2 separate regions of the Homo sapiens genome follow, and region 2 is linked to region 1. Evidence: chromatin contacts called from ENCODE Hi-C or POLR2A ChIA-PET data. All regions are on one chromosome and are shown on one strand. Each heading gives the region's core, a stretch centred on a gene start or an enhancer-like site at or near the end of the contact. The rest is flanking DNA. Distances are from core to core; before and after follow the strand shown. Region 1 holds the start of ESAM-AS1 (ESAM antisense RNA 1). Region 2 holds the start of ROBO4 (roundabout guidance receptor 4).

The links. Hi-C counts contacts between places; a loop is a spot of excess contacts on that map. ChIA-PET counts read pairs that join two places held with the same protein, here RNA polymerase II (POLR2A). Pooled maps may share reads with other maps.
Region 2: a map of endothelial cell of umbilical vein shows a loop between it and region 1 (10-fold over the local background). The contact joins the promoter of ROBO4 here to the promoter of ESAM-AS1 in region 1. A Hi-C loop is called at or near these places in 1 of 168 maps with a recorded cell type or tissue (endothelial cell of umbilical vein) and 7 of 50 pooled maps. POLR2A ChIA-PET finds 5 or more read pairs at or near these places in 2 of 52 experiments (HepG2 and MCF 10A).

Annotation. Positions count from the first base shown.
Region 1 is chr11:124,754,733-124,762,621 of GRCh38, forward strand. ESAM-AS1 (ESAM antisense RNA 1) reads left to right here and starts at 4,402. Exons shown (of 2, transcript NR_120577.1): 1 at 4,402-4,681. ESAM (endothelial cell adhesion molecule) reads right to left here and starts at 7,558. Exons shown (of 7, transcript NM_138961.3): 1 at 7,353-7,558; 2 at 3,617-3,795; 3 at 1,809-2,010; 4 at 1,475-1,630; 5 at 1-31. The coding sequence starts at 7,422. RefSeq lists enhancers at 3,496-3,655, 5,149-5,218, 7,113-7,616 and a silencer at 7,347-7,756.
Region 2 is chr11:124,896,615-124,904,503 of GRCh38, forward strand. ROBO4 (roundabout guidance receptor 4) reads right to left here and starts at 1,251. Exons shown (of 18, transcript NM_019055.6): 1 at 1,112-1,251; 2 at 318-647; 3 at 1-56. The coding sequence starts at 1,181. The region is part of intron 1 of LOC107984406 (a long non-coding RNA gene); the gene reads left to right. RefSeq lists an enhancer at 1,144-1,766.

The DNA.
Region 1 (7,889 bases), core at 3,152-5,651:
TTGGTGAGGCTTAAAGACCCACGGATGACATCTGTGGACACAATTTAGCCATCAGTCCAGGGACCCTCTTTCCCATTAAAAAAAAAAAAAAATCTTGTCCCTCCTCTGGAATGTCCCCTTTGACCCTCTGGGAGTCACGGCTTGTCTATTCCCTGATGGGGGGAGAGGTGTGACAGCTGGGCTTGGCTCCCAGCTGCAGACTGACTAGTGCAATAACCTCCATTGTCACTCCTCAGTCAGTGCCCCCAGTGGATATCCGACAGGAGGCCACAGAGAAAGTGAAGCACAGAGAAACCAAAACACCATTTTACTTTTATTTCGGCAAGACAGTGTGATGAGAGAGAAAGAACACTGGGGTAGGAACTGGTAAACGTGGGTTCCAGAACAGGCCATGTGACTGACTTTAAGCAAGTTAGTTGATATCTGAGGGTCTCCATTTCTTCATCTGTAAAATGGGGACAATATGACCTCCCTGAGGGTGTTGAAAGGACTATATGGACTAATCATTATAACAGTGAATGTTTAGGGGGGAGGGATAGCATTAGGAGATATAGCTAATGCTAAATGAAGAGTTAATGGGTACAGCACACCAGCATGGCACATGTATACATATGTAACTAACCTGCACATTGTGCACATGTACCCTAAAACTTAAAGTATAATAATAATAAAATAAAAATAAATAAATAAATAAATAAAACAGTGAATGTTTATTGGCTGCTAACTCTGTGCCAAAGACTGCTCTAGATTCTTGATGTGTATGAACTTACCACAATTTCCCAACAAACCTGTGAGGTAATAAGTAGTATTTTTAAAAAGAAAAAGCTACTATTATAAAAATGGTCATGTGAAAAGTAGAAAGAGGCAAAATGAAAATCCATATTCCCACAACCTAGATCCAACAGTTGCTAACTTTTTGCCATATTTATTTGATTTCTTTCTTTTACTTAGATATTTTAAAGTAAATACATCAGCATAAATCTCCAAAAAAGCAGTACGTCGTTCCATATGACCACAATAGCATTGCCACGCCTAGGAAATTAATAACGTAACTATCTAAAATCATCGAATACTTCATATTAAAAATGTTTCAGTTATCCCTAAAATTTTTTTTTATAACTGGTGTGTTCAAGTCACACTAATGAGTTCAAGCTGATATGTGTAAAATCCGCATTTTACAAATTCAGGAAAGAAGGCACCGAGTCACACAGCTAGTCACTAGAAGAGCTGGAATTTGAACACAGACACTCCAGCTGTAGAGCCTGTTTCATAACAGTATACACATGTGAATGCACCTAACACAATACCTGCCCCTGGCAGGGCATCTTTCTCTGCCCCACATCCTCCCCACATCCTCCTCCTCCTCCCCAGTGCTTGTCAGCCTTGGCTCCCCTTTTCACCCCAGTCCCTGTGGTACCTCTCATCTTTCCCCTTCCCCAGCCACAGTGTCCACTGTTTCCAGTAGTGTCCTCACCTAATGCTGGTGCAAAGAAAGTCTGGAAGGATGGAAGCTGCCGATCCCACTGGTATTGGACAGCGGGCTTACTCCTTGGAGACTGGCAGCTCAGGGTCACGTTTGCCCCCACATGGGGCACACCCTGGAGACGGCAGGATGGAGGAGCTGGAGGAACTGGGCAGGGGGAGACAGATTAAAACCACACCCAGGAGACCCACAGATCCTCTCCCTCTGCCCTGCACCCTTCTGTCGCTTCATTTGTTCCTCCTCCAACTTTTGTCATTTAGGAGAGAGACTCACCAGACCTCCCAGTGCAGGTGGGGAGGGGTCCGGAAATCTGCTTCTCACTCACCCAGTACATTGAGTTCTAAGGTTTTGATGCTGTGGCCCCTAGATTTGCCTTGTTTGTCTTGCACATTCACGGAGCAGCTGTAGGGGCCAGAGTCTTTCTCCTGGAGACCCTCCAGCCGCAGGGACAGGTTCCGGGAGGGCATGGAGTAGACCAAGGATACTCCAGGTTTGCTTGTTGTGACCCCATTGATGTAGGACAACACCTGGTGTGGGGCATAACACATCCCCGTCATTACTACATGTGTCTACTGTGCCTACAGGCTCAGCCACTCTCCCTCCCCCAGCTCGCATTCTCCAAATGCCCCTCACATGCACCCATTCTTCTAACCTGAACCAGCTCCCCATTCACCTTTTGTCCCTAGCCCCCTCTCACTGCCCCTGGGTCCTCTTCACCAGAACAGTTCTTCGTTCCTGCGCATTGTCTCATCTCCCAATTGCGGTGTTTAGAAAGGTGACATAATAGTGGGAGGAGGGACATGTAAATAGGAGGTATGTATATATGCAACTCAGACTGCTGGGGTGGATCCAGGTTTGTAAGACCTGAAACTTACACAATGGGGAAGGCATCTTGGAGGAAAAAAATATTAAAAATGTATTTTAAAAGTATCAAATGAGGCTGGGCACGTTGCCTCATGCCTGTGAGCACTTTGGGAGGCTGAGGCAGGTGGATTGCTTGAGTCCAAGAGTTCAAGACCAGCCTGGGCAATACGGTGAAACACAGTCTCTACAAAAAATACAAAAATTAGCCTGGCATGGTGGCGTGTGCTTGTAGTCCCAGCTACTCAGGGGGCTGAGGTGGAAGGATTACTTGAGCAGGAGCGGTAGAGGCTGTAGTGAGCGAAGACTGCACCATTGCATTCCAGCCTGGGCAACAAGAGTAAGACCCCTGTCTCAAAAAAATCCAGCTGACTTCCTTGAACACAGTTTTCAGGGGTTCTGAACATTGTTTCATTCTCTTCTGGGGTAAATCTGTATTTGGATGTAAGCCCGGTGTCAAAACAGATGGGTGGGAGATTGTGGGAGGAGATGGCCCCTTGGCTCTCAAGGTGGTATACAGGGGGGCAAGGTGACAGATGAGAATCATTTGGGAAGAGAAGTGGCCTGTGACTTGACAGTATTCAAAGCAGAGAATGTGAAAACAGAAATATGCTAACTTTTTTTTTTTTTTTTTTTTTTGAGACAGAGTCTTACTCCGTCGCCCAGGCTGAAGTGCAGTGGCTGGATTTTGGCTCACTGCAACCTCCACCTTGTGGATTCAAGCAATTCTCTTGCCTCAGCCTCCCAAGTAGCTGGGATTACAGGCGGGTGCCACCATGTCCGACTAATTTTTGTGTTTTTAGCAGAGACGGGGGTTTCACCATATTGGCCAGGCTGCTCTCGAACTCTTGGCCTCAAGTGATGTGCCCACCTCGGCCTCCCAAAGTGCTGGGATTACAGGTATGAGTCACTGAGTCAGGCCAGAAATATGCTAACTTTTATAAGTCGTGTGTGTTACTTCCCCTAAGCGTTTCCCAGTCCTCAACTTCCATTCTTCCCCTCCTCCTCTCCTCCCTCATAACCAAGTAAAATGCCTCTCACACTTTTACAGTATTTTGTGTGCTGGATTTTTAGGGAAAGCCGGCAAAAGATAATTGTTTGGGAAGTCTCCAATATCAGAACAAAAACTGAACTGGTGAAGACTTCTGCTTTTCCCTGAAACTCCTTCCCCGGCCCCCATTCCCTCTCCACCCCTCCCACCGCTACCAGCTCTTTGCTTACAACCCCCTCTGGGCGCAACTTGCCGCTGGCTGACAGGCGTTCTTCCCTCACCTGATCCTCCTTTTCTTTCTGTTTGAAGAACCACATCACAAAGGGCACCTCCCATGGCTGGGATGAAGACACCTCCCCGTGCAAGGTGTACCACGCTGGAAGCACCACTTCCCCTCCCTCCACCGCCTGCAACCGGTTGGCGGGCAAGTGCAGTTGCAGCTGGGCCCGCGAGGGGGGCGCTGGAGACAAGAGCGAGGCGTGAGTGCCCAGGACCGGCTCCCAGCTCCGCCCGCGGACCCTGCCCTACGCGGCTTCACCAGAGAGCGAGGAAAGTCGCTTTAACTGGAAAGAGGAACCTTGCGGGGTCCGGCCCCTGGAGGCCTCAAGGGGTGCCCAGGGACCACTGGCTCAGTGTCCTGCTTCCCATTTCATCACGACTTCTCTCCACCGCCAGCCTCTGCAGTTGTAGCGGGGATGGGGACACATTTATATGCATTTATTCGTATCCAGAGGCGCAGATTTCTGAGCATCAAAGAGAGGGGGCAGATTTCCAGCGAGGAGGGGAAGATATGAGAAGAAAGGGTGGACCGACTGTTTCTGTCGTACGCGCCACGTAGCCCACTTGCTTCCCTAGTTTTCCTGAGGGAGAGTAGGGATGCTGCTCCGGGCCGCCAGGGTCCCTCACTCCCGAGTTCTCAAAGGGCGGAGGGGTTTGGGAGGCCGTCTGGTTACCTATTAACCCTGCGGCTCCTTCTGAGCTTGCCAGGAGCTGGAGAGAGCAGAGCAGCCCAGCGCCCAAGCCTGACCCAGTGAATGCGATGCTCCCCGCCCTCCCGCGCAATCTCAGAGGCGGGCTTCCCTCGGAAAACGGAGGGTTGAAACCCAGAAAGCTCCTCGGAGCCCTTCTGGGGTTCGGGCGATCTGGGCAGAGAACTCTCGGGTGGCAAGGAATTAAGGGCAGCGCGAACGACGGTCTCTAGACAAGTATGAAGCCTCCCCTGAGTGTGTCCGGCGCTCAGGGGGTGGACCGGGGTGTTGGTTTCAAGGAGGGGGCCATCGTTTGCACCACGGCGTCCAGAAATACTCATCCTTTGCCCTTCGGGGAGGCAACAGAGCAGCCAACTGGTAAGCCCTTTGGGGAATAACCTTGGGCTTGCACACGGCCAGGCCTGAGGATGATCGCCGCTCCAGTCCCGGGCCCTACTCCCTCCAGGCCTCGGCCCTCTGCCTCGGAGCGGAAGACGCCACCTCCGCGTGGCGAGCAGGCGGCCAACGCCGCGGGAAGAGGCCGCAGCCAGGCCCCGCTCTCCACCCTCGCCCTAGGAGAGCCAGGCTGAAGGCCTCTAAGGGCTGGGAGCCGATCCGGCCAGGATGCAAGCCTCCCCCACCGCTTCCCGGCTGCGCCGTACAGAACCCCCACCTCTGTTACTTGGCCTTCGCAGCATCCCCCTTCCCATTTCCTGGAGGATCTCTGTGGTCTGGGCAGGAAATTTGTACCCAGTGATAAGGCAGAAGACAATGAAGGGGGGGCCACTAGACCGGAGGCTCTACGGGAGGAAACAATCCCCGCCTCAAGGAGCTGGACGCCCCCTGGGGACCCGGCCCGCTGGCCATTCCGCTGAGGCCGGGCACGCCTGGAGCCTGCAGGTGCTGCCGGCTCTCCCCCAGCCTTTCTACGACACACACCCGGCGGCCAGAAAGGGTTTCCGCCGGGAAACTGCCTGGGGCCCAGAAGGGGCGCGCCCTTCCTTCACCTTGTGGACCACCAGCGACCTCCCCAGGTCCCACATTTATAATTCCACTTTCCAGAAGGTAGAGGAGAGTTAAAAGAGATAGTAACGGACACACTGGGGTCTGGGCACATGCTCCTTGCCCTTCGCCCTGTCAGAAACTAGGAACAGAAGAGGGCCTGAGGCTTTTCTGCTCTCCCTCCTGGGTGTCTGCTGGCTCGGAAGTCACCAACTGGTCCGTTTTTTTCGGTCCCAGGGTCCACGGAGCCACTGGGAGAGAAAAGGAGTCTGGTTGGGTCTGATCGAAGGACACTGGGACAGCCCAAGAAAGGGACCCTTCCGGCCCACAGCCCTCTCCGAGGCCAGAGTGAGGGAGCCGGCAGGGGCCGAAGGAGAGCGAAATGGGCCCGCTCCCCGGGGCTATTTTTAGTCTCCCTCTTTCTCTGAGAAACTCCCCCCGCGGGCTTCTCACGCCCCAGGGGCAGCAGCACTGAGCCGCCGAGGAGCCTACTGAGCCGGAGAGCCTCCTCCAGAGCCCAGAAGAGCGGAGCCGGGCGCCTGCACGTTGCACCGGGGTCACCAGTGCCATTTAACCCTCGAGTGGCTGGCGGGAACTGGGCAACCCCCCAGGGGGACCGATTGGAACTTTTGAGTCCAGGTCTTCAGTCTGACAAACTGAGGCTCAAAGCTGGGGTAGGACAAAGGGTTGCAGATGAGCAGCAGGTGAAGCCTGGGACACTCAGGCAGTCAACTTGAACTGTCCTCCCTGGCTTCAGAGATTCCCCCAGCCCCCACCCCCCACAAGGAAGGGGGATAGAGTTGGGGTGGAATGCAGAAGGAACAGAGCTGAAGTTGAAGTTGGGAAAGGCGGGATGAGAAGTCTGAGGGATCCTGGAGCAGGCCCACCAAGCCCAGAGGGACAGAAGGCTACTTGTGGCCTTGGTGTGGCCTGGGGGGCTGTACTTGAGACTCATTTTGTCCAAGGACTATAATATTGCATGCCCCGACACCTGTGGGGCACAGAACATGCTAAAGGGGACACTGGTGATCCTCATCTCTGTCCCCATCATTGTAGAATTTCACTCTACAGCTTCCCAGGCCTTACTTGTCCTGACATCCTCCAACCTGAGAAATGAGTTAAAGTCAATATAGCTAAACCCACCCTTCACTCCCATTCGAGATCCTTGAAGGGAGATGGCAAGAAAGCTGAGGGACAGCAAGTGAAATAGTTTAAAAGGGCCTAGTCCTGCCGGGTCCTCTCCCAGATGGAGTTCTGAGCCACCCCAGCTTCAGCTGAAGCCAGCGCCCCTGGAGGCCTACAACACTTCCCAAACACTTGCTCCAAGGAGGTTCCCTTCCTCTCTGACCCTTGGCCACCCTCCTCCCAATTTCCCCTCTTCCCTTTGGCTCTGGAAACCAATAAGGGTGGTGGGCCTTGGGGGGGTGGGGTGGTCACAATTCTGTTTCTCTGTGCGTTTGAACCCCTCCCCCATTTCCTGTGTCCCAAATGACCTCACGGTCGTCCTTTTGGGGCACCTCCCTTGATTCCCAGGGCAGGAAGCAGGAGGGGGCAAGAGAGAGCATCTGCGCTGGGGAATTGACACGAAGTGCGTGTGTCAAGCCTGGGGACCAGGGGTATTTCCCCGGGGGATCTTCCTCATCAGCTTGTATGTGGGGTCGGGGATGAGAGGGGGCTAGAGTTAAGTCCTTAAGCTCTTTAGCCAGTGTCTCATCTAGCGGCTCAGCTCATCCGGCTCTGCTGGGTGGGGGGTGGGGAGTGGACAGGGTGAGGAATGGTTCCGATAACTCACCCCAGAGGTATCCAGGTCTTCCGAGAGATGCCCTTACCTCCCCCCGCCATCCGCCCCCACACCCAAACTGGGGGCTGTCCCCGACAAAGCGAGAAGTCAGCGCCAGCCAGTGATGCCCTGGAGTGGGATTAGGAGGTCAGGGGAGGAGGGCGAGTCGTGGGACCCAGTTCCGCAGCAGTGGCCAAAGTTCTCCCTCAGGGTCGAACTCACCCCATCCCGCATCCCAAGTCCCCTCCAGGTCCGGGTTTCACTCACCGAGGGCACTCAGCCCCAGGAACAAAAACCGCAGCAAGTTGGTCACCAGGGGCCCCGGGAGGGAAATCATGGCCCTCCCTGGCCGGGACGGAGTCAGGGGCGCCAGCCGCGGGACGCACGGACCTGCAGGTGCCGAGGCTGCGCGACGGCCGGAGCGTGCGCGGGAGCCGAGCCGCTGACACCCAGGGCGGCTCCAGCCCAAGTCTGCGCGCCTGTGTGCCGGTGGCGGGGTGGGGACCGACGGCGACAGCGGGGCGGGGCATTCGAGGGGGCGGAGAGGTCGCCGTCCTCCCGGGCGGGGCGCGCGGGGTCCGCCGCCCGGGGGCGCCCCCAGCGCGCGGACGGCGGGACCCTGCGGCCTCCTCCAGGTCTGGACGCAGGGAGGGGTGAGGTAAGCTCTGATGCCCCACGAGCCAGCCAGGTACGAGTAGAGGGGGAAGAGGAGGCTCCAGAACTATCCTGAGCCGTAACCTTCCCTTCCGCCGGGGTGGGATAGGAAGGGTGACCAGGAAGGGTGGGAAATTTGGGGACTATCCG
Region 2 (7,889 bases), core at 1-2,500, 140 kb after region 1:
CTCACCCACCACAGCCACCATGTCCCGAGGCTGGATCTGGAAATCCTCCCGGAGGACTGTGGGGAGGATGGAAGGTGACACGGAGCAGGGCCCAGGCCTCTTCTCTCTCCCTTATCACTCTTGCCCCCTTCTGCTTTGCCCACCTTCCTGGCCTCCCATTTAGGGCCAGCCCCGCCCCAGCTTGCCCTCCCAAGCCTTCCAGCCCAGGCCTCTGCTCACAGGTATCCCACTGACCTCTCAGATGTTCCCTTGAACATTCAGCTCAGATGTCTCCACCCAGGTTTGCCCCACCCTGAAGCTCCCCTCCCAGGCCTCACCAGCCACAGACAGCCGAGCGCCTCTGCTGACTGCCGTGCCAAGCCGGTTGCTGGCCTCACATGTGTAGACACCCAGGTCTGTGGACAGGGCCTGGCCATCGTGGGCATGTCCCCGGGCAGGGGGCTGTAGCAGCAGAAGGGTCCCATCAGGCAGGAGGTGGTGTGGGTCTGGGGGCACCATGCTCAGGGGCTGCCCATTCAGCAACCAGCGGATGGTGGGAGGTGGCTGGCCTGAGGCTTGGCAGCTCATCCTGGCAGGGCCAGGGCCCTGGAACAGCTGGTCCTGGGGGTGGACTAGGATCTGGGGCGGGGAGTCCTGAGCCATGCCTCCTGGGAGGGAAAGGGAGCAGAGCCCAGTCTGATCACCAGCAACACCCCAAATTCCTGGCCCACCCCTCATCTGTCTTCTCTTGTGTGCGAGTTTGCCAGAAAACCTGTAATCTGAACTACTAAAGGTTGCCTCCCAAAGAACAAGCCAGCTAGGAGGAGAGAGGGCCAGCATGCACAGCATCCAGGCCAGGGCTTGCATAGCATGTTCGCTCTCTCTCTCTCTCTCTCTCTCTTACTTTCTCTCTTTCTTTCTTTCTCTCTCAGTCTCTCTTTCCTTCTTTCTCTCTCTGGTGTGTGCGCACATGCACAAACACACATACACTTACACACACTCATCATCATCATCCTCATCCTCATCTCTGGTCCCCCCACTGCAAAAGGGAAGCAGGCAGTCAGCAGGCCCCTTCTGCCCTGAGCAGGCCTTGGATGGAGGAGCATGGGCCAGGAGAGGGAGAGCAACTCACCCATGATGAGCAGGAGCAGCAGAGGCAGGGAACCCCTGCCCCCCAGGAGGCTGTCTCCTCCAGAGCCCATGGCTACTCTCAGCCCTATGTCCTTGTCCCGAGCACTTTGTCCTGCTGCTCTGAGCTCACAGTGAAGAGGGAAGGAGGGGCGGGGTGGGCCGGTGGTGGTTGTTTGTGACCGAGACTCTGCCCCAGGAGGGAAGCGGCTTTGAGGAAACCGATGCTTCCTGCCTGGCCCTCAGTGCCTTGGAGAACTGGGAGGAGACCAGAGGCGAGAAACTCTCTGACCTCGACCATTTAGCTATAACCCCCGACCCTAACTTCAGCGCTAAGCTTTATCTCATGATCTACTCGGGGATTTCTTACAGGGTATCCTTACACTAACCAAAACTCCGATCAGAGCCTTAATCCTCTATTTAAATCTTATCCCTGGATCCCAATCCTTATCCCTTTGACACCTGCTAGAGAAGAGTGAAAACCCCAGGAGTCTCAGGACACAGCAAGAAGCTGAAGACAGAGGGCAGTGGGGCTGCAGGCTGGGGAGGCTGAGTGAAGTGGAGCAGGGGTGGATTGTAACACCCTCATCCATTTCCCCAGTGCCAGATGGACCAGGAGGTGGCGTAGGGTGGGAGACAGGAAGGACTCAGCATCTGGGACAAGCTGGGAGATTACCACAGGGTGTGTCCATATTCAGCTCAGAGATGGATGAAATAAGCTTCTGTGGAGAACTTGGGCAAGTCAGTTTCCTTCTCTGTAAAATGGAAATAATAATAGTAGTTCCTACCTTGAGGGATAAAGTAATGATGAAACACATAAAGCATAAAACCACTGGCATCCAGTGCCTGACTCATTATGAGTGATCCGTAAAGCTGAGCCAACATTGTGTATTTCTTTTTAGGCCCATCCCATCACTGAAACTATTGGAGGATCCTCGGCAGGAGTATTTTTCAGGCCCTGGAAAGGTGGTTGGAGTAAAAGACCTTTTAAGAGTCTTTCCAGTCCCAAGAGCCTGTGTCCATATATGTAGCAGACAGGCCTTGCAGGTTTTGAGCCTACAATGTCAGCTCTTGCCCGCTGCCTCCTTTCCCCCACAACCTAGACAGAGGCCACACTCCCCTGTCAGATCCCAGCTCATGTTTACTGGCCTCTTCCTTCCAAATCTGGAATCTCAGCCATTTCCTGGAGCTGTTCCCGGAAGGCCAAGGCCAGGCTCTGGGGCTCAGCGGAAGAGTATCCAGCCTTTGTTCCCAATTGTTCCTGGCCAGCTTCTCTGCAGGGCCCCTAACCCAGCTGACGCCCTCCCTTCCTCCCCCTTCCCATCCTGGCTTCGGTGCCAGCCACAGACTAACAGCCTGCCAAGTAGAAGTCTCCTTCACTCCTCCTCTTTCCTCTCAAACTCAGACCAATACTGACAAAGACAGAACTGGAGCAAGGAAACACCATGGTCTCTACAAACTGGGGAGTTTGCAGAGGCTAAAGAATAGGCAGAGTGAAAGTCATGGAGTGGCAGAGCTGGAAGGATAGGAATTGGGGCCAGAGAACAGAATGTCACTACCCTTGGCACCTCTAATTCTGAAATCCCAAATTCTGTTCTCTGGCCCCAATTCCTACCCCAAATTCTGTGGGTGTATCCTTACACTAACCATAACTCCAATCAGAGCCTTAATCCTCTATTTAAATCTTATCCCTGGATCCCAATCCTTATCCCTTTACCACCTGCTAGAGAGGAATGAAAACCCCGGGAGTCTCAGGACACAGCAAGAAGCTGAGGACAGAGGGCAGTGGGGCTGCAGGCTGGAGAGGCTGAGTGAAGTGGAGCAGGGGTGGATTGTAACGCCCTGGTCCATTTCCCCAGGGGCAGATGGACCACTAGGTGGAGTAGGGTGGGAGACAAGAAGGACTCAGAGCGTCTGGGATAAGCTGGGAGATTCCCACAGGATGTGTCCATATTCAGCTCAGAGATGGATGAAATCAGCTTCTGTGGAGACCTTGGGCAAATCTGTAAAATGGAAATAGTAATAGTAGTTCTCTGTAAAATGGAAATAGTAATAGTAGTTCCTACCTTGAGGGATAAAGTAATGATGAAATACATAAAGCATAAAACCACTGGCATCCAGTGCCTGATGCATTATGAGTGATCCGTAAAGCTGAGCTAACGTGTATTTATTGTGGGGCAGGCAGAATGGAGTCGAGTTTATGGGGTCAAGGATCTGTGGGGCCAGAGTGATGAAGGGGAGATTCATGTGACACTGAAGTCAGCTGAGGATGAGACAGGAAAGGATGTGGTGGGATTGGAGGATTTACTGCACAGGAGGCCAATTTGGGATTTCCCAGGTACAAAGCCTCCAAGACTGTCTGACTCCCTGACTATCAGCTTATCAAGAATGTCACTGTCAGCAGTCTGCTTTTAGTCTCCTCTGCTTCTACATTGGTTTTGGGGACACTAATTAAGTGCTCGCTAATGTTTTAATGCCAACTGGATTTTACTCCAGTCTCCACAATCCAGAAAGACGCTAGGTTTCCCTCAGGGGAAAATAAGGCAAATCTCAAAGGAATTCCAATCCATCACTAGCCCCGTCCTCAGCAGGGTGAGAAAGGAGAGGTGAAACGGTCTGTGTGCACCGCAGGGACAGAGCCCCAGAGGCTCCTGCAGCCCGAGGAATGTCCCCTGCCCCACAGTCACATGCCCCGTGCCTGGAGATCACCTTCAGCAGAGCCTCACCCTACTCCCAGGTTTTGGAGAGCTAGGTGCTAACACCTGAAGGTGATTGGAGGGGCAGATTCCTCAGTTGTTCCTGCAGGACACTAGAACTTTTTCTCCAGGGCACTCAGAGTGACATGCGGTGGTGGCCGAGGGGACTTCCCAACAGTAGGGTATGTCTGGATGGCTCCCAGAGACTGCAGGGCTCATTTCCAGCAACCTGGTGCATCCGCATCCTCATTGTCTCATTTCCACAAACTAAGGAAGAGCCGACTGCATGAGTCATGGGGATGATGTGGCTTGGTGGGAGCCGCCCCAATTGCTATTTCAGAGAAGCTCTGTTCTGGGGCTCTGGTGATGTGCTGTCCTGGTGACCAGTTTAAGCAGTGCCTTCCTTCATCCCTAGTTCTGGTGTTTTGTGTTTTCTAACTCCCCCTTCGTTGCTTGTAAGAGGGAGAAGAGAGGGGAAGCACCAGGTGCCCTTCTGAGCAAGCCTCCAGAGGAAATTTCTCTTCAATGTCTGGCTCCTGGCTTCTTTGGCTTTCTGCTCTGTGATCTCTGAAGATGCAATCTGAGACTCCTGCTGGCCAAGCTGGTGGAGAAAAAGGGATAAACTCAGGTGGGATTTGGAGTCAGTTACACTGGGGTTGAGATCCTGCTTCCACTTCTTATTGGCAGAGAAATCTTGAGTAAGTCACATAACCTCTCTGAGTCCCACTGCCCTCATTTGTAAAATGTCTGCATGAGGTTTACAGACAATGGACATGAAAGTTCTCTGAAAACACTAGATATGTGTTAGTTGTCCTTTGAGTGTTCTGGGATCAGCATGCCTGACCAACACAGCCATAGCCAGTCCCAGCTACCCCTTGATACTCTTTTTGGATTTGAGACTCACACTTTTTGCCTTCTTGTTTTTTCCCCTTTTTTGCTTGAGTCTGCTTGGTCTCAATCTATAAATTCTCAAGTTTGTTCCAAGATGCCAACAGCTGGAGGGAAATTGAGTCAAGAGAGAAGACAGTAAAAACCTCCTCTTAGCTGGCTGGAAAACTCACCCTAAGGCCACTTCACTGGACAGCATCTATTCCCTAGTTTCTGGTCCCATCAACATCATGGGTGATTTTAGGTGCTTGGAATCTAAAATCACATCGAATACTCTCAACCCTACATTTTCTTAACTTTCTCGACACCAATGACTATGGATCACACCTAGCTTAAACATTGCCCAGTTGGAGATTTCAAGGGCTGCTGACATCAATATTTAACCATTTGCTCACATGTCCAGGAAGAAGGGGAGATCTGTTACTGTGCTTTGTGTTCACCCTGTCAATGCCCTCCAGTCAAAGACCATCAGGAACATACCTATTGTTGAACAAGTTGATTTACTTCTTGCAGCTTGAGAGAGTGCATGCCATGGAGAACTATGGAATGTCTAAGTAAGAGAGATGTTAGAAAGAACCTATTCTAGGATTTGGGCTTTGATTGGGTGATTTCGTGGAGGGTCCAGGGAAGTGAGGCTTCACTCAAAATTGGGTGCTGTTGGGAAGAAAGGACATGCAATGATTCTTTGCAGAGGAGTGTCTTTGTAGTATATCAAGTGGGTCTTTTTCTTGAATATGTAGTATATCAAGTGGTTCTTTTTCTATTATAAACAGTGCTGCTCTGAATCTCTATTTTATATATCCCCTAGTATAACCAGTTAAGAGTTTCTCTAGAAAATAAACCTAGGAGTAGAATACCTAGGTCTTGAGATGTACAAATATTCCACTTTTGATGAAATTAGCAGATGTTTCCCGAGTCAATTGTACCAATGTCCTTGAGCCACGTCCTCAGAGCAGTTGGTGGACTTCTTAATTTTTGCGACTTTACTAGAAGAAGTGATATTTTATAGTTGTCTAATTTGCATTGCCTCGTTAAAAAATAATGAAGCTGAGCATCTTTTCAAGGGTTTACTCACAGTTTAGGTTTTATCTTCTGGGAAATATCTACTTCTACCTTTTGCCCACTTTTCTATTGCTTATTTGTCTTTTTCTCAATAACTCTTAGGAGTTTTTATGTATTCTGGGTAATAATTCTCTGTGGATTAAAGATGTTGTAAAAACAAGTTTGATCTCATATTTTATTTCTTTATGATATAACAGAAGTTGTTAATTTTACTGTAAAGTTATTAATATTTATTTTTATGTTTAGTGTATTCTTTCTACTTTTAAAGAAAACTTCATCTACACTAAAGTAAATATATTATTCCATATTTTCTTCTAAAAGTTTAAACATTTTACACTACAATTTTTGAACTATCGCTAATTGATTATTTTATATGGCTTGATGTAGGGATATATTTTTTTCAGATGGTAGCCTATTATCCCAGCCCTATTCATTGCTTAATCCCAGTGACCTGCTATGATTCATTCATACATCAAATGTTCATGTATACATAGCTTGTTTCATTAACCTATTGTCTATTCCTGCATGAATACCACACTTTATCTATTACTAGAGCTATATAATAAGTTTTGCTATCTGGTAGGGTGTTTCTCCTCCCTCCTTTCTTTTTTCAGGAGTATCTTGGCTATTCTTGGGTCTTCTGCTTGTTAAGTTCTTTGAAAATATTGTGGAATTTTTATTGGAATTGTTTGAATCTATAGAAAGAACTAACATTTAAGTCTTCATATTCAGGAACATGTGTACCTCTTTTTAACTTTAGATCTTCTACAATGTATTTTAATAAAGTTTTATAATTCACACTATATAGATTTTACACATATTTTGCTAAATGTATTATTAGCATACTTGTTAAACATTGTGTTGCAGATTATCTGTAAAGATAGCTGCAATAATCCCTACCATCCTGATGCATATCCATTTACAATGCTTTTTTCCTGTCTCATGAAGAATAAAATCTATTTTCCAGCCCCCTGAAGCTGGGCTGGCCTTGTGAATTGCTTTGGCCCACAGAATAGAGTAGAAGTGATACCACAGAACTTCCAAGAGTAAGCCTTAAGAAGCTTTGTGGCTTCTGCTTTTCCCTATTGAAACACTTCCTAAGATGACCATGTGAAGAAGCTTGGGTTAGCCACATAGAGCAGAGATGAACTCTTTTAGCCAACAGCCAGCATCAATCACCAGACGTGTGAATGAGGCTATCCAAGGTGTCCAGCTCCAGTTCAAATCCCTAGATAATATAGTGACCACAGGCAGCACCAGCAAATGAATTGCCCACCTGAGTAGGCAAATTGCTGACACAAAGAACTGCAAACAAATGAAACGCTATTAAGTCACACAATATTGGGGTGGTTTGTTACAGGGCAATAAAGAACTGAGATATCCTGATATTAGAAATAATGGTTTGTAGATTCTTTTGAATTTTCTATGTAGAAAGTCATAAAATCTGAATATGTGACAGTTTTGGTTTTTTATTTCCAAACTTTATATTGTTATTTCTTTTTCTCACTTTACCAGTACAATGTTGAATAGGAGTGATTGCATCTTTATTTACTTCTTCATTTTAAAAGGAATGTTTCTTGTGTTTCACCATTAAGAATGATGTTTGTTGTTAGCTTTTATGGATACTATTTATCAGGTTTTACAAGTTTCCTTTACTTCTAGTTTGTTAAGAGATCTTAATCATAATTAAGTATTAAAGTTTACAAGTGCTTTTTTTGGGCATCTATTGAGATAGTTTGTCTCCTTTAATCTGCTAATGTGGCAAATGATATTTATGAATTTGCTAATGTTAAATTATTCTTGCATTCCTGGGAAAAATAGAGTTTGGTCATGATAGATACCCCTTTTAAACATTCTTGGATTCACTTGCTTATATTTTGTTTAGAATGGCTTGCATCTATGTTCATGAAATTGACCTATAATTTTTTTCCTCTTACTTTCCTTGTTTCATTTTGATATCACGGTTGCGCCAATCTCAAAGGATGAGTTCAAAAGTATTCACACTTTTTAAATTTCCTGCAATATTTTATATATAATGGAAAATATCTGTTGCTTGAATGTTTGGTAGAACTCTCCTGAAAAAACATTTAAGCTGATTTTTTAAATAGGATGATTTTAATTTTTTTCTGGCACAAT